Linked DNA regions of Mus musculus: region 1 is linked to region 2. The links are chromatin loops, found by intact Hi-C in ENCODE. Cell type or tissue: left cerebral cortex. All regions are shown on one strand. Each heading gives the region's core, and the rest is flanking DNA. Links, peaks and the distances in the headings are about the cores only. Region 1 overlaps 1700019L22Rik (a long non-coding RNA gene). Region 2 overlaps 1700019L22Rik (a long non-coding RNA gene).

Region 1 (16,564 bases), core at 5,686-13,685, 130 kb before region 2:
GCAAATTGTAAAATGTTCTACAAAGGGTGCTTGCTATTGCTCATAAAATCAGGCGTTCCCATTTTCCACATCTAATTATAAAGCTGGATGAAAATGGCTAAGAGGAGAGAAGAAGTATTCTGAAAGTGAAATGGATGGATGGGAATGAATTATTAACATCAATTATCTTCTGTGATTGTGTCTACTCGAGTTACTCGGTTCTTGGGTTCAGCCCAAAAACACCTAAGAGGAAGTTATATTTGTAATCGTGTTTCTTCTGCATTCAAATTGCCTGTTAGAGTTGTTGCTGGAATTACTATGGCAGAAAAAAAAATATGTTAATAGTTTAACTAAAAGAATATTTTCTTTAAAAAGGATGAAAAAGATGAAATCATGTATTTTTGAGAGAGGAAAGGCTCAGAAAAAGCATCACAATGTGTACATTTAGTTCCTCTAAGCTAAATAAGACTGAAAATGAATACACTGCAGTTTAAGGAAAACAAAACATGGAAAGGATCTCTGTCTCTGTCTCTGTCTCTGTCTCTGTCTCTGTCTCTGTCTCTGTCTCTGTCTCTGTCTCTATCTCATCTCTGTCTCTGTCTCTGTCTCTATCTCATCTCTACCTCTATATCTATATCTCATCTGTATCTATATCTATATATCTATCTATATCTACATCTATATCTAATCGCCATATATATATGGATATATATAGACCTTTTATTTTATTTTGTTTTATTTTTATTTCTATTTTTTACCCTCCATATTCCATTCCCGCCCCATCATCCAGCCTCCAACTGTTCCACGTCCCACACCTCCTCTGCACCCTACCCCATCTCCACATGGATGCCCCCAACTCCCACCCCACCTGACCTCTAAACTCCCTGGGGCCTGCAGTCTCTTGAGGGTTAGGTGCATCATCTCTGAATGGACACAGACCTGGAAGTCCTCTACTGTATGTGTGCTGGGGGCCTCATATCAGCTGGTGTATGCTGTCTGTTTGGTGGTCCAGTGTTTAAGAGGTCTCAGGGGTCCAGTTAAATTAAGACTGCTGGCCCTTCCTACAGGGTAGCCCTTCTCCTCAGCTGCTTTCAGCCTTCCTTAATTCAACAACGGAGGTCAGCGGCTTCTGTCCATTGGTTAGATCATAGAAGGGGAATTTGTTGGTCCACTGGTAACATTTGTCATAGAACATGTATTAAATGTCCACATTTTTTGCAATTACAAGTGAAGATATGTATGCAAGCTTTGATCTTTCACTAAATGTTTATGGAATTTCAAATGCATTTAAACATTTCAAGGGGGCCTCCCACCAGCTGTGTATCCTCAGATTATTAACTCAGTACTGAGTACTTCAGGCAGATTGTATCTTGCCTTGGGCCTAGTAGTGAACCTCCTTTTGGGAACGGCACTTTGGATCCTATTCTGGATTTTTTTCCTTGGGAGGTAGCAATTCTCCTCTAGTAAAATTGTGCTATGTAATCTCATCCTTAAAGCTTTCAGCCATCATGGAACAGGATAGAGGGGGGAAGTATCTGAGATACAGGATACAAGGAGCCATTCCTATGTCCAAAGCAAGTATTGCACTCATCTTATCATGGTGGTACTCTAATGAAGAAGAAAAAAACCTATTTACCTTTTTTAAAAAGAAAGTATATATCTTCTGTAGGGTTCAGTGAAGAAATAAGTCATTGCTCACCCACTGAGTGAGACTTCAATGTCAGTAAAATGGGCAGCATAGTTCTTTCATTCTCCCCTGACTCTATGTAACCTCTCACACAAAGAATAGAAATTAGCTTTTGCTGGGGCACCGTCATTGTGGAGGTGACAGACATGCTATAGAGCTATGACATGAGAACCATGAACTCTATGATACGCCAAGTCTTTCCTGTTACTTATGACCACCTGTCAAGTTTTCTAATACAATATCCTCCCAAATATTTCATTTATTTGTTTGTATGTTTGTTTATTTTTGTGTTTTGTTTTGTCCCGGACTGGGTTTCTCTGCTAGCATCCAACTCAGAGGTCTCCCGGCCACTGCCTCCTGATTACTGGGATATGTATAACCAACGCCTGGCTATTTCCAATTTCTTAATTATTTATGTAAAATAATTCACAAATTCGGTAGAAAAGACTCCACTACTTGTGTTTTAGTGGTTTCTTCCCCTTGATAAAGAAGTTAACAAATGCCAATAGGACTTTAGAGGGCTTTGCTTTCATGATGGTGTAGCTAAATATAATAATATATTTTTGTTCACGTATAAATTATTTCTTAGCAACTTTTCTGGCCAAGGAAATATGCTAATGTAAATGCTCACAGTTAACAACACAGATATGGGCTCTTCTCCAAAGAACTCTACAAGTAAAGACAAAACATGGATTTGAACAATGCCAAGCATTCTAAAGGCAATGAGAAAAAGTATATATAATGTGATTTTTTTTCTATATGATTGGAATAACTGGTACAGTAGTTACGATCAAGGAAGATTTCTCTTCTCCAGGGCAAATGATGTCTAAGTTCCCTAGGAGAGTGATTTCAAAGCACTCAGTGTTTTAGGAAAGGAAATGAGATGGAGCAGCAAGAGCTAACACTGTGAGGTGGCAAAGTGTTCGAGACATTTCAGGAAATAAAAATAAGCCCAATGTGCTTGAAATGCTGAAACAGGGGCAGAAAATTGGCTTAGACGTTGCTAGGCAGATAAGCACGAGCCAGATCAGACAAAGTCGAACAGAACAGATAAAGGCTTTGGATTTTTTTTTCCCAAGGGAACAAAGGAGGAGATCTCAGGGAGTAAAAAAGGGACTAAGAAGATTTGTGTTTTAAATAAATCCTTCTGACTGTAAAGATTAGATTAGAGACAATTCAGGACAATTGGTTAGGATGCCGAAATAAAACCATTGCTGCGCATGATTCTCATTACCGAAGGGCTTTGGAAGTTGGCATTGCTCTAAATAGCTGGAATCCTGAGATATCAAATTAGTACGATTAACAAAGATATATAAATTAATTGGATGAGTTTCAGGAAAGAACATAGATACAGCCCAGACTCCAGTGTGAGTGAATGCAGACCCACAGGCCTGACTGTGGCTTCTGATGTGTCCAGATGAGAAGAAATCTTCCCTAGGGAAATTGTTCATATTTCTACACAAATCTAGCATTCTTCTGTCATGGTGATCTTCTCAGGACTCTTTAGATGAAAGAACTTAATGAGATCCCATCCAGAATGGATCTATCTGGTGATTTCTCAGAAAATAAGTTCTTTAGTGATTTAATACATAGAAAAGCTTTCCCGAATCAACTGGAGATTTTGCGATTAGTTGTATTTTATTTCTATCTTGAGACAAAGTCTTGCTATGTATCCCGTGCTGGCCTGGAATAGGAGACAATTGTTTTGAAGGTTACCTTCAGTCATCAACTGAAGAACTTGGATGATCTGATAGAGCATGCAGATGTGTTTGCAAGGGAGCAGGAGATCTGTTCAAGACATGAATAATTGCTGCCTAGTTCCAGACATCCTGACTTCCCATAGACTGAGACCCAGATGCTTGTACCATTCCATTCTCTCCTGATTCTGCTATGTGTCTTTGACACCCGCCCCATCTGAAGGTGACTCACTCTGGTGGAAATGAAAAATGCAGCCTTCTGTAAATCAAGACATCTCCTTCTTTTGGGCTCTGTATCAGTTGTAGGACCTATGGGACTTAAATTTTATACATATTTCTACTATTAAAAAAGGCCTTATTTTATCACCTCTCTCGCACAAAGATTGTGTGGTAGTTGATACTTACCCTCTTCTACAGTGGAGGTTAAAAAATAGGGAAACTCACAAAGGACCATTGCCTGTTATTTACTCCTAATATTTACCTAGTTATATATATATATATATATATAGAGAGAGAGAGACATATATAGATACGTATATATTACATATATATAATATATGTAAAATATTATACACACACACATATATACACACACACACATATATATATATATTATATATATATATAATTTACCTAACATTAGAAATACAAGGTTAGAAATACAAGTATTAGCATGCAATTGCTTAAATTCTGTACCAGTATTAGAATCCTGTATTTGCACTTGTCTACTCTCAGCAGCAAATGATGAAAAGGATACAGCTTCCTTCATATTCAAAAGAATGGAATGGCCAGAAAATTTGTTCTTTTCAGTTCACTCTCATTTCATCACTACCGGGGGGATACTTTCGGGTACTGTGTATTTGAACGCTGATCCTGCACCCAGAGGTCTGGTGTCATTGCACTTTGGTATTGTCATGGTTAGGAAGCATTTCCTCACTGAGTATTTTATAAGACAGCCTTCTCTATCACCTCCGGAATGGTTAAATAGTGAGCCAAGCAGCCGAGGAGCCGAGAACTGGGCATGAGAGAATACGGAAAACTTCCATGTCCAGGCTGGGAGTGAAGGTCTCAAGTGTGCTAGGAGAGCTGCCATGAGGACACAGATGAAGAAGGAGACCCGGGTGAGACCAGGATGGTAGGTAATCAGCCACGTGGCTGGGAAGTAGGCAGGAAAGTAGGCCAGGCCAGCATAATTAGGTTAGAACAGTTCAATATCTGCCCAATTATATTGCCAGAACCTTAATACAAATGTCTCCTTTTACTATTTATAAGGGCAGGCCCAGAAAAGTCCCACACTTTTAAAATGAACCTATTTGTTCTCTTCAAAGAATAAAAAATAATGTTTTTTTTCTTCTTTTTGAGAAAGCATCTCAACCATGGCACAGCCTGTGCTTTAAAATTTTGATATGTAGCTCAGGCTAGCCTCAGACTTGCAGGATTCTGCCTGTCTATAACCATGACAGACTGAGCCACAGTGTCCAGTGAGAATCGCAACGACTTATAGAATGTAATACTCTAAAATCACAATGACTTTCTTTTGCATAATTGATTTTTTTGTTGTTCAAATTCTGTACTTGTGTGTTCCATTCTCATATAAAAGACTAATAATTACTAAGGGGTTGTTGTCATTGTTGTTTTGGTTTTTACTTTTTATCCACCCACCTATCTCCCCACCATACTTTCCCAAAAGAAAAAAAAAAAAAAAAAGAGTCACATCAAAATAAAACAATAGCAACAACAATAACAACAACAAAAAACCCTCAAAAAACTATTAAGTTAAAAATGTCTTGAACTAAACCAACAGCGCACAGAGACTATGCCCAGCGCCAGTTCAAACAAGACATAATCCCAGCACTGAGAAGAGACCACGAGTGGACACAGGATCTCATCCACTGTCCAGCAGCTGTTTGTAGTTGGCACAGGCCAGGAAAGGGAAAAGTCATTTCATTCTAATGCTGGGTCATGGGGTAGATCAACCACACTCCGAAGCAGGCAGGTCCCGGCCCAAGGAGGAGTTGGCCAACCCAACCAGGACTCTGTAGTTTAGTTTGTAATTTTTAACCATGTAGCAGATTATATGATAACTGTATGTAATCTAACACTTTCTAATAATATTGATCTGACTAAGCTCCGGACACTGGAGGATTAAATTGTTTTGGAGGTCTTGCATATTGGTTCTTCCTTTACATATTTTAAATCAGAACAAAACAAGGCACTTGTCTCAGAATTTTAAGACAATGACAAAAAGCTAGAAATCTCTGAACGTCTTGCTGAAATGTTCTTCTAAATGGTCTCTAAGCTGATATTTTCCTTCTTGCAAAGGCTGATGAGATAAACTGCAAGGCTGCTTTTAGAACTTCCTACAGTCCTCTGTGATAATACTTGTTTAGTGTTTGAATTAATACGATTCACATATATTAAAAGAAGCTAGGTGAATTCATTATGATATCTCAATAGATGCTTCATGATTCCCTTGCTGTGAGCTCTAAAATCTACACCTTTTGATTTGTTCTGTATAATTAAAAATCTAAGCATAGTGCAAGTGTCTTTCCCTAGTTATGTCAAAATTTACTTGGTAGCTATTTCCTTTCAGTGAGCTAAACAACTTTATTTATAAAACCAATTCAGGATGTTGCAGTTAAGTTGTCATACAATAACATGCAATTATACATGCTGTCTAAAGACAGAAATACCACCCCAGATCAGTAAATGCAGCTGTTATGTGCTGATGTGTTGATCTTTTGTATATCCTAACCACCGCATATTATAGATGAAATTGTATGTCCAAACTAAGCAATCTCACAAGCAATATGTTCATTATATAGAAATGTTATTTAATTCACTCATGGGCTTACAAGTTATTTCATCCCTTGATGGTTAGCTATATGTAGAACAATGCTGTGATGGTTTGTTTTCTTTCAATGAGCTCAGTGAAGAATAAATAGAAACTCAGACATATTTCATATTTACTATACAGCATATTGCATTTTTTTTTTTTTGGTTGAAGTAGGTGTGTAGACATCTCAGGCTAACTTCAAAGTAGCTGTGTATGACTTTAAGTTCCTAATCTGCCTTTGTATGTCTCCTAAGATATTTCATGAGTTCTATGAATAATAAGAGCAGTGAATGATCTAGAACCCAGTGCCTGGAACTCTGGTTTGTGTGGGGGTCACAAGACTGAATTAGAGGTTAGTGAAAAAATTAACACATTAGTGAAAGATGTCTGAATGTTCAGTGAACAAACTAAAAAACCAAACCGACAGTGAAAATGAGCTGTTTGTGGCAATGTTTATGGAGATGGATCGTGTGGCTTTCCTGCAGTGTGTTTGGAGTGCACAATGTGCATACATGCTTTAAGTCCCTCAGTACCAGAGAACTATGAATACAGTTAGTTCCTCAGCACATTGAATATGATTATTTTCACTGAAGTTCAGTGGTTCTACTGTACCCACAGTTTTCTGCACTTATAAAAATGTGACGGTTTACATGGAGAAATCGCAATTTGTTCATTGTTTACTGCCTTGGGTTTGAATTTTGTATTTTAATAATTACTGACTGTATCTCAGGTTTGAGTTACGTTTTACATAAAAAGAAAAAAGGATTATTAAATGAATTTTGGCTTAGGATTAGCACAAAACCTCCAACCATTTCTGAAATGGTCTTAAACATACTTCTGATAGTTTGTCATATTTCTTTGAGGTAAGCATTTTTAGTATGGACTGCTATAAAATCCAAATATCTATCACATCTGAAAGTATTGAGAAGACACTATTCCTTCTGTGTCAAGTCTCAAGCCACAGTTTAATAATTTATATGAAAATATGCAATCATATCAGCTCATTAACCTGCAATTTACCTTCATATTTAATGCATTGCAAAATTATATGTCTACCAAAAATTCTTTTAAGATAAAACTCTTTATAATTTATTGTCAATGTCCGTATAACTGAGTTGGATTTCTACATATCCACATGGAGACCCAGACACATCTTGCATATAATAAGAGATCACAGGAAAAGTCTAAACTATCGACGGAATACAACACAAAAAAATATCAAAATAACATTTTCCTCTTAGCTATAAGAAAGTTAGGAGTGAGAACTGTAAAAAAGGTGAGCACCCAGCACTGTATCTAGTAGGCCATCTGGCCATTTCTCCAGATGTGAAGAATCATTTAGTGAGAAAGCAGATTAAACATAAACTCCACATCAGCTCTGAATCCCGGCCACGGCTTTGTAATTAGAGTGGACTACGCAACGGAGGAAGCCATGCTATTATTGCTTGCTCAGGAAGTGTCTGTTTTTGATTTCTCCTGTAATTTATCTTCAATTGAACTGATATTGATTTCTTGGGGTGGGGGGATTGCATAATCTCCAGGAAGAATTAAAGGGGGCTAATCTTCGTGTGCTCTGTATTTTTCCCACTGGCTTGTTCTTCCCAGTGATTTATCTACCTAATAACATTACAGACTAAAAGAAAAAAAAATCTGGTCTTTCAATTTATTTCTCCAAGATCTGTTCATGTTTGAGCATGTCTTGTCCTTAATTGCCCGGGGATTTGTAGATAGCTTTGTCTTCGATGCTCTGAAACAAGTTGCAATATAAGTAATTAAGGCGCTGGAGTCACAGAAATCTACAAATTGCTGTTTGGCTTCCATGTGTGACATTTAACTAATTGCCCATTGTTATGAAAACCTTTAACTTCATGGATGTCATGATCTTTTGTTGTTGTTGTTGAGTAGATGTTGCTAAACTGTCTGTTAAACTAGTGTAGTGAGATGGTGGCCATCAGAACCCTCACCGCTTTGGAATGCTGTTTTCTACTCTAGTCGGTCGTGTGAATTTTAATTTGAGACTGTTGAGATGATCAACTATCTCCTGGAAAACTGACAGATGCACTTGGCTTCCTGCAATGGTGTAGGATGAAGTGAACCCTGAGCTGTGGGGAGGAGGGGAGCCGGACAGTAGATGTCCCCTGCCTGATGTTCTTCCCTTCCACCTCTGGCCTGGGAACATCCTTAATAAAGTTAGCCATTACACTTCACACTTGTACAGCATGTCTGACTCCTGACAAAATATAAGGGATGAAACGATGCTTAGTATCGTCAGCATCACAACCAGGAGATGTTACGTGTTAATTAGAGATTTCTTTGGCCTTTAAATATTGGTGTGTTTCTAAAGCACTCTCTTGAACTCGAGTATTCAAGATATATTATCTGCCATTCTGGTGAATGCTGTCATAGTGTATAATTCTGCATTTGGCAGGAAGAAAATGACTTCTGTGACTGCTTAAAACACACTCAAAGATGGACCATCAGAATTGGTTCTTAAGTTCACAGCAGACGCTGGGAACTCTGTGTCTGCTATTTATTTTTCTCTTGTGCTTATTTCCCTTGAAATTTTGTTTGAGCCTCTCTCCACCTGTGGTTTAGTGCCTGCTGTAATAACAACACCCTGAAAAGCAAACCTACCCCGAGTAAATAGCAATGGTTCTTTTAACCCTCTCAAAAAGAAGAATCCTGTGCCCCCTAAGACATTTTCTTCTTCCCGAGACCTTTAAGATGACCTTAATCTGCAGACATAATCTGGCATCATCACGGCCAGTAATCGAGATGTCAATATTAGAGAGGAGCTCGTTCCAACAGTTTGCATCCTGGATTGATCACTAGTTGGACAATTTCGTTCCTAGAGTGCTGCCAGTTCAGGGTAAGAAAGATGCTCTTGATAGATCCTCCAAGAGATAGTGGTCTTTGTTTTTGTTTTCCAATAGAGACGTGAGATAGAGATTTAAATCTTAAGCAGACTTCATTTTAAAAGACATGTCTTCAAGGCAGTAGGAAACTGTAATATTTTGTACTCATACAAATGGAGCTCGTTTACGTCCGTTTTGCCTGGGGTGCTAAACCAGCAGAGCGTGTCTGCAGACAGCCTAGTATTTTTATCAATGGAATCATGAAGTTTTGGTGGAAGGATCTATAGGAGAAGAGAGATTATTGTTCCTATTGAGCCTCTTCAGCCATCTGCTGTAGAACTCTCTGTTTGCCACTGACTTGTATACAAAGCATTCATCTTTACTGGAAAGCTAATTTTTTGCACCACTAGGTGGCAGTGGAGTTACATACTTATGATTATTCATGCGCCTTTGAAGACTAGTGGTGGCTGTGTTAGGATTCTAAGTACTCTAGGTTTCCTCGTATTCATGTGTTCTTTATTCAAAGGACAAGCCTATTTGTACTTGAATGTCATACTCTGCACGTCGGGTTTTATGAAGCACCCATTTCTGTTTGCTTTCATTTTCAAAGAACATGCTTGAATAAATTTTCAACAAAATACTCCAAGTACCTTGTAGTTCTTCAACTAATTATTTTTATTTAGAATGACCAGTATGCAAATATTTGACGAGAACATGGGGGAAAAAAAGCAAAGCTTGGGATGTTATTGCTTTAAAATTCATTCTTAGTTCATAATAATCTTCACTCTGTCTCTGGAATTTTCAAGAGGAAAACATGATTTTAAATGGTCACATATAATTCAAACATTTGAGCTTCCTCAAGGACAGCTCTATGTGAATTATCTAATGGAGTTTTTCAGAATATTGTCTGCATTGAGACTTCCCAGATCTAATGGTGCTTGTAAGAACATATTGCCTACGCTTACATTTTTAGCGTGGTTCTGAAAATAATGGAGATTTTCATAGAGTTTCATCTAAAACCAGCTTAAGGATAGGGTATCGTCTTGGATTCCACAAGAACATCGTGGCATCCCCCTTTCATATATTTTTGTCATATTTCCTTGTTTCAGACCCTATTTATTTATCATTTTTTAGACACACAGCAAATAAAATCAGTAACCGAGAATTTAAAAAGTATTCAATATAACTATTGACTGCATCTCATCAGCCTCCCCCGTGCTAACATACAGTGAAAGCAGTCCCGAGTAGATATGCAGCGTCTGTCTGAACTTGATTTGTGTGTTGTTCTTGCGTCGTTTGTCTGGGCAGCTGGTCAAGAGCACTCCGGGGTAGATTCCTTGCTCCCTTCTGTGTGTCCCAGTAGGATGGAGTATTGGAAAATCTGCTGCCTGCCCTAGTTCCTCACATACCTGATCACAGACAGGTCCTTCTTTGTGCTCTCTTCTAATTCACAGATAAGCAAAACTTAACAGAAAGACAGTGAGAGAAATCTAGAATGGCATTCCTCGGCACTGGCTAGACTCTCAGCATCCCAGGAAAACACATGGGTCAACCCAGCAAAGCAAGCATTCACCCTGGGAAAACTCAGTTTTTTCTTTGTTTCTTCAGTCTCCGTTTACCAGATTTTACACTTTGGGTGATTTTATTTCTCGCCTCTTCTAGTTTTTTTGTTGTTGTTGTTGTTTTCTTTTCCTTAATTTATTTTCTTAGGCAGGGAGTGGCGATGAGGGAGAAAAAAGCAGCCTCCTATGGTCTCCATAGAAAAGAACTTGTTTGATTTTCTTTGGCTTCCTCCTTGCTGACACTGCCCCCTGGTGGCCGAAAATAAAGACCTCAGACATATTCTGAAATTGACATGCTGTTATTTTAATTGTGACATATTTTAACCCCTCTTACCTATTAACGGTTTAGATGGGCTTCGTCTAAGTATTCCTTATATTTCTCTAATCAGTAAGATTGGTTTGTCAGCTTTTGCATTGAGCATTATCGAGCATCTTAAGAAGACACGGGCAGTTTGGAAAAAGAAGGGGACCTCTGTCACAAAGTTCATTGGTTAGCAGACCCCAGGTTCCCTCTACAGACATGAAGTTTGGTTCTAGTCACACCAGCTCTGCCTTTCTGAGTCTTACTGACTTTACAAAGTACAATGTACACAGCAGCACGCATGGCTTATCCCTAGAGAACAGTTCATTTAAGTCCTGGGGAATTCTGGTTAGAGGGACACATGCATTTCATCTTCACATTTCATTACTTTGGTCATTTAAATTGAATGCTCAAAGAATTGACTTTTCAACATTTAAATTCCCCGGGACTGAGTGACACGGACTTCTCCTTACTTGCCACATTTGGGCTTCTTCTGGAGCCTTTCATTGTTTATCTATATTGATTGGGTGACTTTTGCCATCTATTTGCCGGCCTTGAAAAGATTTAAGTCTTCCATAAGCATAATCTGGCTGCATTCTCCCCAAATTTAATTAGGATTATTGGTTTCCTGTCATATATTTATGCATTGTGTTTCTTGCCCATTCACACCTGCTCAAACTCATTTGAAGGCAGGGTTACCCTCATAAAATACAAAGATTAACCTTCACTGTATAATGTAATGAAAAATGTACTAATTTTATGGTACAAAAAATCCGATACATTTATTTCAACTTTGCTTTTATAACGTTGAGAATTTTGTGAATATTAATTACTATGTTCCAAACATTGCAGAGAAAATTTTGTGAATACAATAATGGAATGTAAAGTTCATTAAAATGTACGTGATTTTCATCTCTTTTTGCTGCCTTTGAAAGGGCACACACACACAAACACACGGGTGGGAGCAGGCAGACAGACAGACTGACAAAAACATTACTTTTACATAGTTTTAGAGTCTCCTTATTTTCCCCAGTTCACTGCATGGTCTCACAGCACTAAAATTATTTGCGAACTTTATCAAAATATTTCCAGATTTTATTAGAATAAAGAAATAGTTATGGTACAGTTATTATGACCTAAACTAGATAAGATTAGAATGCTAAAAGACTCACACAGTCCTTTCTGTGAGAAGTTGGAGATCCGTGGAGCAGTGACTATGAGATTTATTGACTTGTCTTGGAGATGTGCTGATGACGGCATTTCTAATTTTCCAAAAGTTACTAAGTCACTGACCTCCTGCTGTGCTCAAATCTGGAGACATAGCAGCAGTGACTATGAGCCTTGCCTTTGCAGTCCTCGGTACATTCCTGTCTCTGGCATGCAAGTGAGGCTTTCTCCTTTAGAGTGATGTGCAGGTTTTAAGAAAGGGGGGAGGGAGGGGAAGTAACATATCTTTTAAGTGAGATTATTTTATATTTAATGCAATGGTTGTATCCAATTCTGACTAGAGGAATGTGTGTGTGTGTGTGTGTGTGTGTGTGTTCTGTTCTTGTGCACACAACACTGTTAAACATGGCTGTTAAAGACATACTGCACCCTGTGAGCCTATGATGGAGTCACCATTAATCATAGACCCAGCAAGGAAAGGCATTCTATCAAAAACACAGCAGCCAGACACTTAAAATATAAAATCGTGTGAGCATTCTGCTGACTTTTAACTTAGCATAACATTTACTGTCAAATGCTAGATAAATTTCTGTCTCTAGATATAAAAGTTCAGCTCCAAGAAGTTTAGCTTATCAAGAGCTGGCCATTCTTTATTCTTTTAGTATGATGTGTTAAATGGTTAATACTACAAAAACAGGACAGGCTTTCTTTATCGTGACGTATTAAGTTGCTTTGTAGATGAATAGTTAGGTGACATGGGATAGAAACGTGATGAAGGATTTTAGAGGCACATTACATTGATAGGACTTACTGACTTAGAGTGACTCATTGAAACTGAGAACATATGTAGTGAAGCTTCTGCCAGCATGGAGCAGAGAACACAGTGCCCAGTGATGAGGCTGGGGGCATAATAAGTGGCATGGTAATAAACTAAATAGGAAAGCCTTCATCAGCTTAACCACATCAGTGTATTATATTGGACATGTCATACGTGGGAACAAAGTACTACATGATCAATTTCAGGACTAATCAACCTCTGAAAGACAGAACATGTGTAGAAAACCCAAGGGATTCATGTCTCTCTCAAGTTCCCCATTTTCCCCAATGCATCTTATTTTCACAAATGGACTCTCCCATATTCTTAATTCCAAGTGCAGAATTATTCAAACCTGCATTCAATGGGTTTTAATTATGAGTCACTTCAAAGAAGAGAGCAGGGGCCGTGATGAAAGATCTTGGAGACGCTGACGTGAATATTTTCAGTTGCATATCAGCCATGTGTTTCTGAACGCACAGGTGAGGAGTTGAAGACGTGACTCAGTAGATGAGTAAAGTAGCCAGGTTTCCTGCCCAGCAACCACTTGGTAGTTAACAAGTGTCTGCATTCCCATTTAGAGGTGATCTGGTGTTGTCTCTGGTCTCCATGGTTACCAGACACCTGCCCAGTGCCCATGGCTGCATGCGTGCAAAACAACTCATACTTATAAAATAAAGATAAATAAATATTAAAGAAAGAAAGAAAATATCAAATTTTGCCAAAACTCAATAAATTTTAGTAACTTTGGAGTGGCCACCTGACATAACCTGGCATTTCTCCAAAGCATAAGTGGTACCCTATTAGAAGACTATGTCTTATACATTTATAATTCATCAATCTGGATGAACCACAGCAGGCCTTCATCAGGGCTGGGAATGTCCCAACATTTCACTCATTGAGCTGTTTCAATTGACCCTTGTGAAGTCAAGGTTAATTGCTGTAATGATAGAGTAAACATCTCAGATGCTCATGAGGCTCCTCTCCTCATGCTTGCTTGCTATGTTCTTCATGTGACAGTCTGCTCCCCAAATACTGTGCACTATTCAGTAAGCAATAAGAATGCTCAGAAGGAGTTTGGTGTACGTTTGGGGCAGCTGGGTGAGAGTAAGAGTAAAGCAGTTATTCATTATCTTCATTAGTCCCACCAAAAATTTTAAAAAGGAGAAAGTCTAAGTAAAATTAAAAAAAAAAAAAACTGGGACATACGATGATGTTGATGGAATCTTGCCTCAGTTTTCCCACCTGGAAGCAAAATATAGTTAACTGCTCTGAACTCTTATCTTCTAGGAGTATTATTCCTAAACATATGTAGGCATTTAATGTTATTTTATTACAAGAGGTACGGTTTATTCCCAAGGTTAGTTTGTGTCTGTGATCTAGTTTCCCTAATTGTCTTTGCTGCAAAGATCTATCATGAGTGTGAAGAAGATAGTGAGCCAATAATAGAAGGGCAAGGTGCTTCACCTACAGAAGAAAACCAGCCAGCAAACAATTTCTTTTATCTTCTAGAGAAAGTGTCCTTTTCTAGAGATATGAAGAGCATGAGAAAATCATTCCTCTTGAAATAAACCTTGAATCAGATGATGGGTTAGTGCCCCTTTGAGGAAAACCTTCAATTTAGGATTCTGACATCATTCTTGTGTCAACTTATGTTTCTGGTGTGTATGGTAACTTTCCCTAACTGGATCACAGGTTGAATTTCTGGGACTATGGGGTAGGAGGTTGAAAGCAAGAAAAATCAGAACAAAGCTAATAATGCAAGCAAGCCTTCAAAGCTCACGTTTGAGCCACGTCAGAACTCTCTTTTAAGTACAACTACAGGGACAAGGAATTGTCCTTGTGGCTATGAGACTGTTTCTCTAGATTTATGTCCTCATACACACCGATTCTGCAAGCTGATTTCGACCTTGTGGATATGAATTTTCCCACATAAAGCATGGTACCCCACAGACAAAGAGGTAGGCAGAGGGGTTCCTCTGAGTGCTGCAGGTCCTTCAAGATATGTTTTCCACCTTAGTTATGTCTCAGTACATTTACACAGCTCGAGGGACGATGTAAGAAGTACCAATATCCTATTAGGTGAGTAGATATTATCCTTTCTGTAATATGGAATGCTTACAAATAAGCAAAATAGATATGTTATACATTAAACATGCATAAGACATTAAACAGGTCTATTGCCCATTCATCGTGATGAAAAAGACTCAAGTCATTTCCCAAAGGGACTGGTCAGTTAGCAGAATTGTCATTACATGTAGCAGGGTGCCAATTAAATATTATATTTTATATAAGAAACATTACTGTTTCATGCCTACCTGAGGTACATGCAGGAGTCTACCTGAGGGATTTCAAGGGTCACAAAATGCCTTCATATAATAAATGTTACTTCCATATTCATTTTCATGGATTTGTTATTAATAATTTAGGTATAAATTAATAATATATTTATGACACTTGCTAGAAGTAGGAAAATTATTTATAAATACTTAATAAATGTTTGATAATGCTTTTGCCATGCATGTTATAAATGATAAATAGTTGACTATAGACACCTTGTTAAAAATTAATGTCCAGCAGTTATGGTTATTCTATAATAGCTTGAAAAAAGTTATTAAAAGAGTGAATTAGCATCATGTATACATTCTATAAACCAATTATGGGAAAATATGTAAGCTTTGGGGCAGTTTGCAGAAATAGCTAGGTGATTATATCTAATGATATTTAGTCAATGCTTGTAATTTACTACACACAGTACCAGATACACTTTGGAAGAGTTTCCCTTGGTTTTAAATTCCTGTTCAATAGTTGCCAAAGGCTAACTGGCTATATCCCAAGATATCATGACCACCAGGAAGTTATTTGTAAATGTTCTATAATATGAACTACAAGCTCTGCTTCTGTCCTAGAAGGGTGTAGAAGTGGAGTCCATTGAACTTCAATGAAAAATGTGAAGTTGTAAAAGCGATTCTCACAGGTCTGTCTTTAGAGAGACTGAGTCCAGACTGCTATTGCAGCTAGATTCAGCTCTGCCCTGTCTCACATTTCAGAAAAAGCAGAGCTCAATTTAGTACTCTAGATCAGACATCTGTCTATCTAACACACAAATAATACTCACTGCTTACACAGAATATACAGGAAACTACAGTCAAGATGCTTTAAAAGGCATTGAACATACCAAAGTCATTGCCCTGATAGTTATATTCACACTTAACTTTTCTTCGTGTCTGCTACTTTCAGATTGATATTCATACTACTTTGCATTTTAATATCCTAAGGTGGCAGGATTCAAGATTGGGTTGGGGGTTTAGGCATCAATGATGCCACAGACACCAAATATGTGAGACAGATCACAGCTCAGGGGTATTTAGGGAGAGATTTTACTTCTATTGGCTCAAAAAGATGGAGTGAGATTGCCTTACCCAAATTCAGATCTACAATGGAGATATCTGAAAAAGAATGGCACTTGTGTATTCACTTGTGTATTGACCTAATAGGGAAGACTGAAGAATAGGTTACAGCTCAGCTCTCAGGACTTATGAATTCTGGGGGCTGGACAGATGGCTCAGCAGTTCAGAGCACTGACTGCTCTTCCAGAGGTCCCGAGTTCAAATCCCAGCAACCACATGGTGGCTCACAACCATCTGTAATAAAATGCCCTCTGAT
Region 2 (16,564 bases), core at 4,968-12,967:
TTCTTTCTTTCTTCCTTCCTTGACTAAGTTATCGTTGAGGAGAGTGTTGTTCAGTTTCCACATGAATGTTGGCTTTCTATTACTTATTTTGTTATTGAAGATCAGCCTTAGTCCATGGTGATCTGATAGGATTCATGGGGCAATTCAATGTTTTTGTATCTGTTGAGACCTGTTTTGTGGCCAATTATATGGTCAATTTTGGAGAAGGTACCATGAGGTGCTGAGAAGAAGATATATCCTTTTGTTTTAGGATAAATGTTCTGTAGATATCTGTTAGATCCATTTGTTTCACAACTTCTGTTATTTTCACTGTGTCCCTGTTTAGTTTCTGCTTCTACGATCTGTCCATTGATAAAAGTGGTGTGTTGAAGTCTCCCACTATTATTGTGTGAGGTACAATGTGTGTTTTGAGCTTTACTAAAGTTTCTTTAATGAATGTGGCTGCCATTGTATTTGGATCATAGATATTCAGAATTGAGAGTTCCTCTTAGAAGATTTTACCTTTGATGAGTATGAAATGCCCCTCCTTGTCTTTTTTGATGATCTTGGGTTGGAAGTCGATTTTATTAAATATTACAATGGCTAATCCAGCTTGTTTCTTCAGACCATTTGCTTGGAAAATTGTTTTCCAGTCTTTCATTATGAGGTAATGTCTGTCTTTTTCCCTGAGATGGGTTTCCTGTAAGAAGCAAAATGTTGGGTCCTGTTTGTGTAGCCAGTCTGTTAGTCTACATCTTTTGATTGGGGAGTTGAGTCCATTGATATTAAGAGATATTAAGGAAAAGTAATTGATGCTTCATATTATGTTTGTTGTTAGAGTTGGCATTCTGTTCTTGTGGCTGTCTTCTTTTAGGTTTGTTGAAGGATTACTTTCTTGCTTTTTCTAGGACGTGGATTCTGTCATTGTATTGGTTTTTTTTTTCTGTTACTATCCTTCAAAGGCCAGGATTCGTGGAAAGATAATGTGTGAATTTGGTTTTGTCATGGTATACTTTGGTTTCTCCATCTAAGGTAATTGAAAGTTTGGCTGGGTATAGTAGCCTGGGCTGGCATTTGTGTTCTCTTAGTGTTTGTATAACATCTGTCCAGGATCTTCTGGATTTCATAGTCTCTGGTGAAAAGTCTGGTGTAATTCTGATAGGCTTGCCTTTATATGTTACTTGACCTTTTTCCCTTACTGCTTTTAATATTCTATCTTTGTTTAGTGCATTTGTTGTTCTGATTATTATGTGTCGGGAGGAATTTCTTTTCTGGTCCAGTCTATTTGGAGTTCTGTAGGCTTCTTGTATGTTCATGGGTATGTCTTTCTTTAGGTTTGGGAAGTTTTCTTCTATAATTTTGTTGAAGATATTTGCTGGCCCTTTAAGTTGAAAATCCTCATTCTCATCTACTCCTATTATCTGTAGGTTTGGTCTTCTCATTGCGTCCTGGATTTCCTGGATGTTTTGAGTTAGGATCTTTTTGCATTTTGCATTTTCTTTGATTGTTGTGCCGATGTTCTCTATGGAATCTTCTGCACCTGAGATTCTCTCTTCTATCTCTTGTATTCTGTTGCTGATGCTTGCATCTATGTTTTCAGATTTCTTTCCTAGGGTTTCTATCTCCAGTGTTGCCTTACTTTGGGCTTTCTTTATTGTGTGTACTTCTCTTTTTAGGTCTAGTATGGTTTTGTTCATTTCCTTCACCTGTTTGGTTGTGTTTTCCTGTTTTTCTTTAAGTACTTGTAACTCTTTAGCAGTTTTCTCCTGTATTTCTTTAAGTGAGTTATTGAAATACTTCTTGATGTCTTCTACCATCATCATTAGGTATTCCTTTAAATCTAGGTCTAGCTTTTCGGGTGTGTTGGGGTGCCCATGACTGGTTGAGGTGGGAGTCCTGGGTTCTGATGAAGGTGAGTGGTCTTGGTTTCTGTTAGTAAGATTCTTAAGTCTGCCTTTCACCATCTGGTAATCTCTAGAGTCAGTTGTTATAGTTGTCTCTGGTTAGAGCTTGTTCCTCTCGTGATTCTGTTATTCTCTACCAGTAGACCTGGGAGACTAGCTCTCTCCTGAGTTTCAGTGGTCAGAGCACTCTCTGTAGGCAAGCTCTCCTCTTTCAGGGAATGTGAACATATATCTGGCGTTCAGACTTGCCTCCTGGCAGAAGATGAAGGCCTGAAACAGTGCCTGTCCCAGAAGCTGTTAGCTTCTGTAGTCCACACGCTCACCTGTGCAGACTAGTCTCAGAGGGATCCGGGAACCAAGATGTCTCCTGCAGATGCTCTGGCAATATCTTCCTGGGGTGGTCAGACACCTCTCCTCTGGCAGGGAAGGTGCCCAGATGTCTGCACTGACTATTTTTGGTGGAATCTGGGAACCAAGATCATATTAACATATTTTTAAGATCATTATTTTATACCTTGCAAGCACTGTACATTTTAATTATTTTCTTGCCTTCCCTACAGGTTAAAGTATTTTTCTATGTAAGTAAAGTAGTATCCTATCCAAGATAGTCAGGAAATATTACTGCCAGAACAGGTATATGAACATGGACAAGATGGTACTTGGGAAATTTCCAGCAACTCGTTATGACTTTGCTACATTTAACAAATGTCAAAAGACTAGGAAGAATATGCTAAGTATGCTAAAACTACGTTGAAATTCTATATTATGGCTATCATCATGGCCATCATGAAGTGATCAAATGACAATAGGTGACAGTAATGACTGATTCAGTCACTGTGGAAATCAGGGTGGGGGAATCTCAAGCATAAAAGTCAAAGTATTATATGGCAGTATTCTGATCTACTATAGTGACACTGTGCTGTGATTGAGTAAATATTTTAAGGAGGTAACACACAAAAGTAAAAAAAAAAATAATGCAGTTATGATTTCCTGCCAAAATGAGGGGGGCACAAAATCCACTGATTCAAAATTTAAGCATGGGTGTGAGCAATGACTGAGGCCCACACACTTGGCATAAGAGCTTTTATATTTGATTGCTACTGATGGAGGAAGTTTATCTCCTTTGAGACATGACCACTGGCAGGTTTCCCATGACCCCTTGGATGACTCTATTCCCATATGAGTATGAGCATCATCCTCTGTGTCCTGGCTGACCTGCGAATGCACCTCCCAGCTTATTGTGTCTTCATTGTATCCTTCTTTTCTTCATTGACATAGGCTTCTACACACTGATTTTTTTTTAACACAGAAAGAATGTTTTAGTAGTCTTATACTTTTAACCTCTACATAACATGTAGTAAAGCATAAACAAAAGCCAATACTGATTTTCTTATTTTTTATCCAATGGTAATAACATAACACACCTAAAGGCATTACATACACACACACACACACACACACACACACACACTCACACACACACAACACACACACACACACACACACAGAGAGAGAGAGAGAGAGAGAGAGAGAGAGAGAGAGAGAGAAAGTAATAATCATAATTAAATATAGTACTTTCTTGTAAATGCAGTTGGGTAAGTGCTACCAATAGATCAATAACTTAAGAAAACTCTATTGGTTTAAAAAATGTTAGTATGAGTGCATTGAACTCTGACTTTGGAAATTTTAATAATCTTAAATCATTATAACGTAAAATTTGAGTGTCATCTAAAACTATTCCCAATTTTTCTTAATATCATGACATATAGCAAAACTACAAAACCAAACTTTGCAACTTAATAAAATATAATTCAATCTAAATTACTTTTATAACTAATAGGTCTTTGAGGAGTTAGGATTTTTATTATCATCATTCCATTCATAACAATTTTTCAATTATTCTATAAGCCCCCATCCTACATGTCAGAGGTTCTAGTCTGGCCCAATGGTGATAATGCTAACAGTCATTCCTTAAAAATATTGTGTGGATTTTATAGATTTAGGCAATGTGATTAATTTTCTTTTGTCTGGAGAACAATAGAAAATAGCTGTAATTCTGATTTGAATGAATGACTTTATTAAGCATGTAACAAGCAAGTGTAAGGGAACAAAGAATGAGTAGCATGTATTATAGCATCATCAACACAGGGCCTTCCAAGATCCAGCAGAGATGATGGGTAATCATATTGAGTAAGTAAAGGTGAGAAAATTAAAATATGGCTTACATCATCAAGCAGCAATAGTGGAAAATCCCACCCAGGCAGCCAGCTGAGGTTCCTCATTGACAGTTCTGGCAAGACATGAGCACTCCTTTTGGAAGAGGCTTCCAAGTAAAAGATCAAACAGAAAGTAACAGATAGACAGTGAACCATCATCAAAGCTGTGTCTTTATAACATCCATCAGAGAGAACAAAATCACTGGAGCAGTCATGATTGAATGTCTGAGTGAGAGATGTCTGGATAGAGTGTCCCTGCTTCTTAAGCATGAGCTTCCTGCTTCTCTTTCCCACAGAAGCACCTCCATACCACAGTATGAACAATACTAGCCTGGGATGCAAATCATTTGCCTTATAGCTGTACTAGGTGGTACAATATTTTAATTAATTACTTCTTCAAGGTATAAAGAAGAGGAATCAGGGCTCGCCATGACAAGGAATTTCTTGGGACATGATATAAACATGCTCAGTCTGAGGACAGGGGCCCATTAGCTTTCATAACCTGCTCTCAAATATCATAAACAGCACCTGACCATTTATTAATACAATTTATGTTGCAATGGTCTATGCTAATCCTGGGTATTTACATAGAGATATTTACATATTCAGGTTTAGGTCTGTCCTATTAACAATAGAAAAGGAATAGAACTGCGGTTGATGAACATGTATAAAGGAATAAATGAAAGACAAACAACATCATCAAACTAGAACAGGTCTCCTCCTGAGCCGAGAGAAAAAGAGTTTAAGGAAGGGATGCAGAAGGGTAATAGTATAATGGACATAATATAAAAATAGAAAACATCACTGGAGTGGAAGAGAAGAAGCAGATAGGAGAGTAAGGAGACCAGGGAAGGAGCAGAAGAAGAGTATCAGCCCAAATAATTTTGGAATGAAAATGATGTAAGGAAAGTTTATATTTTGTATACTAATTTTCAGGTAATCATAGTAAAAATATAGGGTCTATATATAAGTATTAGTTTGCCCATAGTGCCTTTAAATAGCTTGGGAGGAAAGCAAAGACTACACAGATATGACATGTTCTGGTTCACTAAGTTCATCTTATACAGCCTTGAGAGTATATAGTTTGAGAATCCAGACTTAGAACTATAATAGAAAAATGACACTGTAGTGTTAAGTTCCATCATTCTTTCACTAAAGAAACCCTGCCACATGAACATGAGGGACAAAAACCAAATGCATCAATGTCATTGGCTCCCAGATAAAAACTACTGGAGTAAATTGGTTGTTTTAAGTGAAATGTGGATACATCAAAAATAATATTTAATAAAAAACAAAGCAGCAGTAACAAAATAGCAGTGTATGTTAAATTATACACCCTAATAGACAAAGAAAATAATCTATAACTCTGAATAACAGAACATCACACATATGTATTGCCAAGACTGGTCCACACTGATAGCAATTAACAATGATAATGAAAACAATTTGGACACATCAGTTATAGTTCAAGAAGACAGAAAGTCAGGTTCTGGTTGCTTGGTACAACCATGATAATGGTCTGAAGACTTTGGAACAAGAAATGCCAAACCAGTGTCATTCCTCAAATCTGCATAACTTGATGAGTTTATACAGAGCCTTCCTATCCCTTCAGGAGGAGGAAAAGCCATTTGGAAACATTTCATGGAAGAGTAACACAAACAATTAAGGTGTAATATGGCTAAATGACAGTTTAAAAACATTTAGAAGTCTTAATTGAAAAGAGAGAAGCACTGGCACTGGCTGGAGGTGGTGGAAAGCCACTTAGATTAATGTGAGTAAAGCAAGAGATAATGACCTGAAATTAAATAAATCACACTGACCCCCAAGTTCGTCGATCATCAAACATATACCCACGGCAGTTGTAAAAATTCACTGCTACTCCACAGGGTTTATATATATATATAGCTAAATGTTCTAAGGGAACACTCTTATGCTGTAAAATACAACATAGAAGCATTGTCATTCTTAAAAGTTATTTTCTTTAATAGTTCGTCAGTAAATGAAGCCAAGTCATCAGGATGAGAGTTTTAAATGCTCCAGAAATTAGTTGTGCTTACAACCCAAGGCAAAAGTGTGCCTCAAATCATCCATTTCCAAAAGAAAGAAATCAAAGCAAAACAAGATACCGAACAGATGGGGAAAAAAGATCACACAATGAACGTTTTAAATTTGCAGTTTCTAGTGCTTCTCATTAACTTTATCTGGTTCCTTAATTTTATTTAGAGATTTGTATGTGACTGATGAGATTGAGAGACAGGAGTCAAACAAGCAAGTCTAAAATACCCTGCAGAGGTACCGAAATCTCTGCTCTCTGACTTTGTGCATGAGTTCTTTGTAATGAACACCAAGAACATGTTGCACATCAACAAAAATATCTATATTACTACAGGTATATGTGTTTCTCAGTAAAGCTATTTTGTTTGTGATTTACTTGCGTTGCTTGTGTTCTCTCCAGTAAAGCGTTAGCTCACATCTCCATGTGCTAACTACCTCCATGTTGTCATTTCATAAAGTTCAGCAGCCAAATTTCCACTCTGTGGGATAGGAGGTTGGTGGCATGGAACACATATTTCTGAGATCTTTTATACTGATTAGCCTAGAAGCAATGTTAGTGTTATACCACAATTTAGTTCTCTCTCTATAAAAATTTGGGTTCAGACCTTCTCCTGACTCCAAATCTCAGGACTAACAGGGGCAGCTCCCAAACGACTCTACCTTCCACCTTTCCAGTTACCCTGCTCCCAACCTCTGGCATTCCTTTAACTTTTAAAGACCTTAAATAGTCAGACTCAGGATCATGGCTTGACTCAGAAAATAATATCGGGAAAACCCAGCATGAAAAAGTGTGGAAGCTTATCAAAAGGCATTTCTGATACTGGGCTTGAGCATGAGGGTTGAAGGGGAAAAAAGGTTCTTGGGGACAAAAATGGATCTAGAAGCTTGGTTTGAGCTTCTTTGAAATCTATACATTTATTGGCTTTAGAATGGCCACTTACAGGATTGTGTGGCTTCTGAAACAATGTCAAAGAATGAGACAAAACCTATGTGAGATGACAATGTAGCTCCTAAGGGCACCTGCCAAGATTACAACTAAAATTCTAGATCACAGAGAGTATAGAAAGTAGCATATCTTTATTTTAAACAAAGTGAATTGCCTTGTTTCACTTGTTTTAAGTCCCATAAAATACGAGAAGAAAGCATGAGGCTCTACTAAGGTACCTAGACACTGAGGTCTTCAATATGGGACATTAATTAGCTATGTATGAAAAGAGTGTTATCTACATTAACAACTTTCACAGCAAATGTTAACTGCATGGGGAATTCTTGCATCTGAGCTGGCAAGAGACTCAAACAGACTCTCTCAGAAGGGCTTCCTTCCCATCCTACAGCTTTCTCATTTTTTCCTTTCTATCCCATCTCACAGCCTAACTTCTTTGTTCTGCTCCTCAGAAGTTCTGCAGTTATCAGGCCCTCTCAGATACACACAGAGAAAAAGTTTCTATATTTCCTATTTCCCAATTCACAAATATGAGCAAATCAATAAAAATCATTCAAAGGTTAGAAGAATGGGAGAGTTATAAAGACAAGGATTAAACACACACACACATACACACACACACACACACACACACACAGGCACACACACAAAGTCAAAAATTGACTTCAATGCAATTTTACAACAATTCACAGAGAAATAATCCAATGTAAATTAATATTATCAGGGCAGTAATTCATTCTTCAAACAAGAAGAGGCATTCATTTGAAGTAGCTTCATTGAGTAAAAGTGAAGAGCCAACTTTTGTCTATTAATTTCAACAAAGACCTAGCAGAATGGCCACAGAAAAGAATGATGACAAGCGGGGCGTGGTGGCACATGCCTTTAATCCCAGCACTCGGGAGGCAGAGGCAGGTGGATTTCTGAGTTCGAGGCCAGCCTGGTCTACAAAATGAGTTCCAGGACAGCCAGGGCTACACAGAGAAACCCTGTCTCAAAAAAAAAAAAAATGATGACAAGAAGAGCCTTTGTACCATCAGCACGGTGGTAGCTAGGGAATGTCCCATCTCCACTCACAAACTGTCTAATGGGCGCAATTGAAGACACCATTTTTATAGTAAATTTGTGTGTTTCTTTGGGCATTCTGAGGGGCATGAACTCTGAAACCCATTAGACCACAAACATCAGTGCCTTATTTATCATAGGAAACCCACAATATATAATAATTAATGTAAATGAATGAAAAAGCTAGCTAAGTGATGGGAAGGAGACAGCTGAAGGGAAGGAGCGTGGGTGCCTCTGGGAAACAGAACTGAGAGGAACAAGGACCCTTCAGGGAGCATTTTTTCCCATTATACTTCTGTACTACCACTATTAAAATGACTGTGTGTTATAGTATGTTAGAAATTTAAAATTATTCATTCCGTATAAAATTTTTAAAAGACAAAATCTTAACTATTACAAACTCGTGTAGTCTTCCAATGAGGTCCTATCTTAAAAATCAGCTTCATAACATATTCCAAAAAATGTCACCTGCACTTATATCTAAATGCAAATAGCACTTGATGAATCTTGAGAAGTGTTTATATATTTGTGAAATTATATATCTGCTTAGTAATATGAAATCTATACATTAATAGCATCTGTTAACGCAGCCATAATAATTTGGAACAGAATTTCTGAAAAAAATTGTTGTCTTCCTTTGCTTTAGTAGTAAGAGGCTATTTCTTAATCTTCAAACAAACCATTTCATAAGCATTTACTGAGGGAATAGTGTAGGTTTATGCCGCTATATCACCTTCCAAGAAACCATGTCTTTTCTTTTCTCTTTATGCTTTGTTTGTCTGAAACTTTTATTCCTGCCCACTAGTTCCAAGTTTCATAATGGTGATGTTCAGACTAATCCAAAGGGCAATTTACACTTAACCTTTCTTAACAGAATTCCCTGAGTGGGTTGTCTGAGAAGTGCATTTACAATTCGTACTACAGACAACAGACTACAGCTTGTCTCTGAAATTGGCCTTATGAATTGTAACCACAGGAGGAGACAGGAAAGGTTTTACATTCATTGCATCTTGGCAAAAGGATTCTAGCTCCGGCAGCTTTCCCTGGAGTCCAGTCAAATAGAATCAGGGGTGAGGAAATTGCTGGCCTTTTTTACTGAGCTGCCACAGGCCTCATGCAAAGAGGCCCTTTGCTGAGGAAGGGCCAGAAATGACTTTAAAGTTCTGATCTATAAAGAAGTCTCTCTCTGCATTTGCCAATATTCCTTGCTCTCTCTGTCTCTGTTTCCCTTCATTTTATCTGTGTATATATGGCATGAGACACTGGCAGGCTGTATTGACAGACCATGTGACCTGAGTAAGTAGCTCCTCAAACTGCTGGGCTGGCTGGTAGCATCCTTGGGATGTTGTTCTCTAGATGCCCCCTAATGGACATCTTAGAGAAGCACTGACATCCTAATGTGAGATGGCTTTGTCTGTTTCTCAGAGGAATTGTTGCTTGATTCAGAATGAAACAGAGAAAGCAAATGAATCTATCAGTTCCTGAGGCAATTACAGGCACATAATAAACATTTAATGGAGTCAAGCATAAATACAGCTGGGATAGTCCTTGGAAGCCACACAAAACAAATGTTAAATAAAACATGATACTTAGAGGTATTAGGCCATTAACTTCTTTGGATGACTAATGGAGAATTATTTCTCTATCAATAGCAAAGCATGATCTTAATTCTTAGGAAAGTTATAAATACAAAGACCAAACTTCATCCAATAAGTATTTCACCTGGGAAGTATTTTATGCCACTTCATAAATATCTTCAGTAACTAACATTCCAAAAGTCTATGAGATTACTCATGTCAGACTATAATCTCAGCACATAGATATTACACATTATAAATTTAAAATTTATTGGTAATCATATTTCACACACACACACAAACACATGCACACACACACACAGGAGTATGAGTGTATATTTACAAGTCAGTGATTAAGATTTTATACCTAATTTAAAGAGCAAAGATATTTTTCTAGGAAAATTGAAAGCAGAAAATCACATTCACTTTATACCAGCATAGATAAGTAAACACATGTGAACCTGTATCAGAGTGTCTTAGACTTAGAGACTTATACTAGGTGCTCATCAAACTTATTATTTCAAATGTATCTTAAACTCCAAAGAGATTTTCTGTTCATGTTCAGTAGTAACTAGGGATATGATTTGGTCAGTTTACATGTATCTAGTCAAGTAATGGAATGAATAATATTTTTCCCAAAATATCATCACTGCTTTTAGAAAGATAACATGAAGAACAATGGAAATTGAAATATTTTCATGGAAGAAAATTAATTATATTCACTCCCATGCATAGTGGAAGTACAACGTTTTGGTGAAATAAAGATGCTAATCTGGGAATTTCTTCAGTGTTTCATTTATTTGAGTTACTCAATATAAATTCTTTCTCTCCATTGTTTGGTCTTCAGCAATCACATATATGTGTGTGTGTCTATATATGTTTAATTTCATGTCATAAATATCATTAGTGAGATACATGTATATCTGAAGCAATATCTTATTAATTCTTGACTTAATTGTCTTTCCTGAAATTCCAATTTACCTGTATATTTATTTACTCAACATTTTTATATTTTACATATAAATGCCTTACATATATCTCTCACTTAGTTCCAAACTTCCATTTTCAGACATAGATGTTCAAAGGCATGAAAAAGTTGCCAGCCATAAAACTATGGGAAAAAAAAAATCTCATTTGTAACAGAAAAGGATTTGCCGGGGGTGGGGGTGGGGTTGCCAAGAAAGGTAAGAGAGGAAAAGAAGAGGGATGATTATAAATTGCCCATCCTGGATGAACTTGGAGAGAGAATGTGCTAGAATCAAGTCCTCCTGTTTCCATTTGTTAGTGAAGATAAATAATCCTTCTCCCATGTCCTCACGTTCAGAATAGGTTTAATTTAGAAGTGCAATCATTAGTGACCATGTAATAATTATCTTCACATGGATATTATAATAGGTTTTATATATTATACATTGGATGTTAGCGTTTTAAAGTACTATTAACTGTATATAGGTGGAGAACAATTGATATAGCATTAAATTAGCATTAGCATTAACTATGTACAAAGGTAAATATATAAAACATCAAAAAAATTCTTTCTAGTCTCTAAAATAATGGGTTGAGTAACCTCACCATTTGAGCAGAGATTCAAAGGCAAGAGGTTTACATTTTCTTGCTTATCATATTTGGTGATCTAATCTGATAACTCCTTCCAAATATAACCCTTCTCCTCACACGTACCTAAAGTACTTAGTCCATGTCTCTCAACCTGACCAGTTGAGCTCTATCAGAAAGCATATTACCTTTTGCTTCTCATGAAACTGAGCCAGACAATATAATCTCCAGTGAGCAAAGGTATAGGGAATAATATATTGAGTTTCCTAAAACAATTAAAACATCCAATCTCACAGAGAGAAATGCCATTGCTTTTTCTATATCTGGGAAACAGAATGAATGTCAGGGTTGAGCCCCTTAGTACTAGGCAGTTGTTTAGGTATGGATATTGTTAAACTCTGTTTTAAAAAATGCCATCTTCAATTTTTGATGGAACATACTCCTCCACCTAGGCAAAGACAATTATCTCTCAACATTTGCCTGCAGGATTGTGACCCGTAATGTCTTTAGCAGGCTCATAACTTCTAGGCAATGAAATAGGACGGTATTCCTGAAATCTCTTAACAGATGCACTGCTTGAGGGGAGGGCACAATGATACCGTTTGAGAACTGTCAGCAGTGAACGCTGCTAGCTTGTAAATTATTCCAAGTGCATTAAGATAAAGGAATGACACCTTTGTTAGCTAATGTGTTTCACCTGCAAAAATAACAGTTGCAGCCTCAATAAATTTGAGCCGGCAGGGAAAAACAAGTTTGATTTCTCCCAGTTTCCTGTATACTATTTACACAATTTGGTTAGCATTCTCCCTAGGAAATGCAGCTAGTTGGGGTAAATTAGCATAGCTCAGTCATTTGTTCTTCACATCCCCTCATTGAGCTGAATCGATTTCATACTGTGACTTCTTCCATGTTTCTTCTTAAATAAGACTATTTATACCTGAGAAAAATACATATACCTTTTTAAAATGAAGGGAAGTGGAGAGGAACAGTTGCTAATGCAATCAACTTTTCCAACCATTTAACTACTTTTTCTTGATGATGAAATGCTTCCGTGTTTTTCTTTCCTCCCCTTGGAGGCAGATTAGCATATTCTACTATGGATATTTTCATACTCTAGGTGTTCTGAGACAACTCTTCCAAGTGGCACCTACAATTCAGATGTTAAGGATTTCAGCTTTTGGATACCTTCTCTGATTTCACGATGAGTTCATAAGTTAAATCGCTTTGATATGAAGCTATGTCCTACTGGGCCTGGTGAGTACCTGCAATGCTGGTGTAGGAAGCAGACACAGAAGAAATCACTGGTCACCACATCTAGCTAAAATAGTGAACAACAGAGCGGGGGGGGGGGGAGGGGAAGAGAGAGGGGAAGAGGGAGAGGGAGAAAGGGAGGAGAGGGAGAGGGAGGGGGAAAGGAGAAGGGAAGAGAGGGAGAGGGAGAGAGAGAGAGAGAAGGAGAGAGAGAGAGAGAGACAGAGAATATGTTTCAATGGTGAAGGGCAATGGCAAAAAACACCAATGTCCTCTGACCTCTGTGCACATAGAGGTTCATGTATGCAAACTTGTATACACACACACACACACACACACACACACACATAAAGCATTGTATAAAGAGAAAAAATAATTGGGTCCAATCCAGGAAAAAACATCTAGTTATTACACTAGTCTTGGTTGTTTTGGTGATATCAGGTTAACTTTGAAGGTTGTCCATTCCAACTGGCCTTCAGGGAATTTCCTTGATCGTAACTTTAATCATGTGATGAGGTTGGGACAATTGAAAACATCATGAAAGTCTCAGAGTAGGCCAATGTTGAATTGGGGGAGTAATTAGTCAAGCTTGTTAAAACAGCCCTTCTTAGCAGCAGTGATCAGATACACTGCTATATTCTCAGGGCCTACTCCAACATATTGTAACATTCACTTCTTGTTTCTGGAAATCTGTCCCCCGCAGCTTTACAACTTCCTGTCATGTGGCTGTTACAACTCCATCTGTTTCGCCAGCCCACTCTAGGATTTTTCTTAATTTAAATGACTGACTTCTGGGTTGTGAATTATCTGCAAAAGAACCTATGGATACCTTGGGATCTGTCCTTTTCACCCTTTTACCCTCAGCCATAATTATCCCGGGTCCACAGATGACTGAGTCTCTGTTGCAGACCTACAATTATGTGCCAGGCAGGAATAGGAAAACATTGCCTGGATCCGCAATCTATATTTTGCTATGATACAAACAAACTCAGTCTTTTTTTTTTTTTTTCTCCTTTCTGTTGAGAAGATGAAAACTAGAAGGACTGATTATTTTCCACCTTAGATTTGGGCTTAGAAAGTGAAGCATCTCTCATTTCTAGCAACAGGCATGGATTTTGAAACTGTCATCCCCTCCTGTCAGCCAAGCACGCACGGGATACCCAGACAGCAGGGAGAGATAACTGGGATTCTGGGAATCCAAGCGATCGGCTTCGAGTAGTGGAAGCACTATCGTGCCTCATTAAATGGTCTTCTCCTTTCCTTTGGGTTTCATCCAGGACTGCAGAGGCATCCTGGCTGTATAGCATCACTCTTCTGCTTGTGCCTGGTGTAAACAGATCCGACCTTGATATACATGTGCACTCTTTGCCTGAACCTCTTCATTTCTGAAGTGGTTGCAGCTGTTCCCAATGCTGCTACAAAATACCTTTTAACCAAGAGGACTGCAGCTTCCCTGATGTAAGCCACTGCGGATGGATGTGTGCTTCATCAGCTGTGCTCTGACACTGTAGAAATAGAAACTCAAAAGGAAATGCCTCTTCCCTTTGATTCTATTATAGAGTGCTGTACCAACTCACAGCTGGAAACAAATTAAAGTTGCTTTTTTTCTGATAATACAAGGAAAGTGGTTTCTGGGGAAAGGTCCTATTGTAATCATTTAGGATGTTTTCCCTTGCAGGAATACGTGTCTGCCTTGGCTAAATTAGATTGGTTTGCATTTAAATGTTGATTATTAAGAGAGTTCTTACATGACTGAAGTTTTGCAAGGTGATATATTTGGGCATTTATATGTCTTTGCCACCTGGTAGGTCCTGCTTCATGTAATTATCGTTCTGCCTTTCCTTTTCTCCCAAATTGTGGGAATATTTCACAATCAAAATGCTAGCCCATTTATTTTAATAATTATTGTTGTTTATATTAAAATATCAGGGCTTTTTTTCTGTACTTCTGCATGCATTTTTCCTTTTGGGAAAAAAAAACAGCTTTTTTCATCTCTCGAATGTCAAGTTTCTTTCTCTAACTTTAAAAATTATCTGTGAATCTCTCTCCACGTATGCCTGAAATACAATCAGGTAAGGCAAACACTTCCCACACCCAAGGGAACTGAAGGCCTTTCCATCTGATGGGTACGTCTGTGAGGCATTTTCTCTTCTTTAAATTAGAACAAAACTCTAAAACTGAGCCTCAAGACATCGCCCTTGGCTACCTTTATTAGTTTAAGCACCTTGCTGACATTTGATAACACCACACACAAACAGAGAGCCTTGTGCATCCTTTATTCCTGTCTTGCATTTGCCCTTTTGCTAATGGCTTTAATTTTTGCTCCTCTCGAAAGGATCACTTGAATTACAAAGTACAGAGGCCAAGTCATTTCTCCCTTGTTTTTCCTAGTGAAGTCACAATAAGAGAGAACTGATTAAGGAAGCAACTCGGAATTTTAAAAACATTTTTTTTAACGCAACACACATTATGTTATACAACCAAATCAACCCTGAGCTTGGACTACAATTCTCAAAATCACCATAAACTTACTCCAACAATTTTTGTTTTCAACCAATGAGCATAGGCAATAGCTGAGGAAGCTAAGGAATTACAACTGCAAATTATGCCAGCCTGGTATAGTTTGAATTCACGGGACCTTGAAAAAAATAGTAAGTATTATAAGGAGCATCCTGACATTCTTTTTTTCTTTTTTAATTAAAATCAGATGAGGAAGTTCTCATTGAAAGTGTGTTTTTCTTGTGTCAGAAGAAATATATATGAAATCAAGGATGTCACCTTGAGGTCCAGAATTATCTCTATAAATGTGTGTCACCTACCCCTTGTCTTTCTGGCCACATTTCTTATCACCTTGGCAAACCCAGGGTGTCTGCCTTCAACTTGTCAGTTTCCCACATTGCTACTACACTTTTTCAATTTCAAGATGTATATGCTTGTCTTAGGGTTTCCATTGCTGGCAGGAGCCACTGTGACCACAAAAACTGCTATAAAGGAAAGTATTTAAATGGGGAATGCTTACATTCCACCGGTTTTGTCCATTTTCAACATGGTGTGCAGACAGATATGTTATTGGACGGGTAGCTGAAGATTTTACATCCAGGTCCAAAGGCAGCAGGAAGAGAGGAAGATACTGGGCCCAGCTTCACCTTCTGAAACCACAAAGCCCACTCCCTGTGATACACTTCCTCCAACAAAGCCATACCTACTTCAGTAAGGCCACACCTCCAATAATGCCACTCCCTATGAGTCTATGGGGTCTATTTTCAGTGAAACCACCAAAATACCCAAATACCAATTATATATCCTTGAGTATTCATTCCCTTAGGAAAGTTTCAAAGTCATATAGAACATACAAGAAAAGTATTTGTATGCTTTTCTGCTGTTGAAAATTTAGTTCTCAGAAATGGATTTAAAAATTGAACAATTCTCAGAGGGCATAGGTAAAATTTACCTGTATTATATGTTACACATACAAGTAACATACTTGATGTTTTAGGTGATCAATTGATTCCAAGACTGACACTTTATATTTCAGATGTTGTGGTAGGATTAATTGTTTATTAGGTATCCATAGGTAGTTTGTGCATCTGTTAGTTCTTTTCTAGAGTTTTTGTCTGAACATTTTTGCTCCTCTCATGCCCTGAGAATGTTCTTTTTCAAATGGGTCCATTATCTGAAGTTTGATATTTGTACCTTAAGGAATCATGAATTGAGATCTCAGCAATTTCATAAGAAAGAAAAAAAAAAAAAAGGAAGGGGGGAGACTCACTGACATTTTGTTAACTTTCTATTAATTCATTTAAAAGCAAAATTAGTCTTAAAGTAACAAATTATATGCAGAAACCAAATTCTCTTCGTGTGTTGATTTTAGTTTTGAGTTATATATATTCCACTCAGCCAGCAATAGACATATGTTATGCCACTTAACAGCTTAGAAGAATGATTGCTGGCCACGACTAGAGTTCATATCTCATTATTCTTTGACTCTAGTTTCAAACACGGCCATGTTAAAAATTCCTGCTT

The links. Hi-C counts contacts between places; a loop is a spot of excess contacts. Peaks named below come from ENCODE experiments on the same cell type or tissue, not always from the same donor. Only the 100,000 strongest peaks of a DNase experiment are listed, where the experiment ranks them.
Region 1: it touches region 2 in a loop (2.3-fold over the local background); 2 of 42 quality-filtered maps call a loop at or near these places.

The regions. Positions count from the first base shown.
Region 1 is chr8:50,286,641-50,303,204 of GRCm38, reverse strand. The region is part of intron 5 of 1700019L22Rik (a long non-coding RNA gene); the gene reads left to right. Among named protein-coding and RNA genes, the nearest start is that of Gm2516, 73 kb to the left of the region's middle. In left cerebral cortex, for the core only: CTCF peaks have their summits at 9,467 (motif pointing right) and 10,867 (motif pointing left); DNase peaks (open chromatin) are centred at 9,467 and 10,864.
Region 2 is chr8:50,157,907-50,174,470 of GRCm38, reverse strand. 1700019L22Rik (a long non-coding RNA gene) reads left to right here. Exons shown (of 7, transcript XR_003947392.1): 6 at 12,408-12,544. Among named protein-coding and RNA genes, the nearest start is that of Gm2516, 200 kb to the left of the region's middle. In left cerebral cortex, for the core only: a CTCF peak has its summit at 9,529 (motif pointing left); no DNase peak of the experiment used is centred there.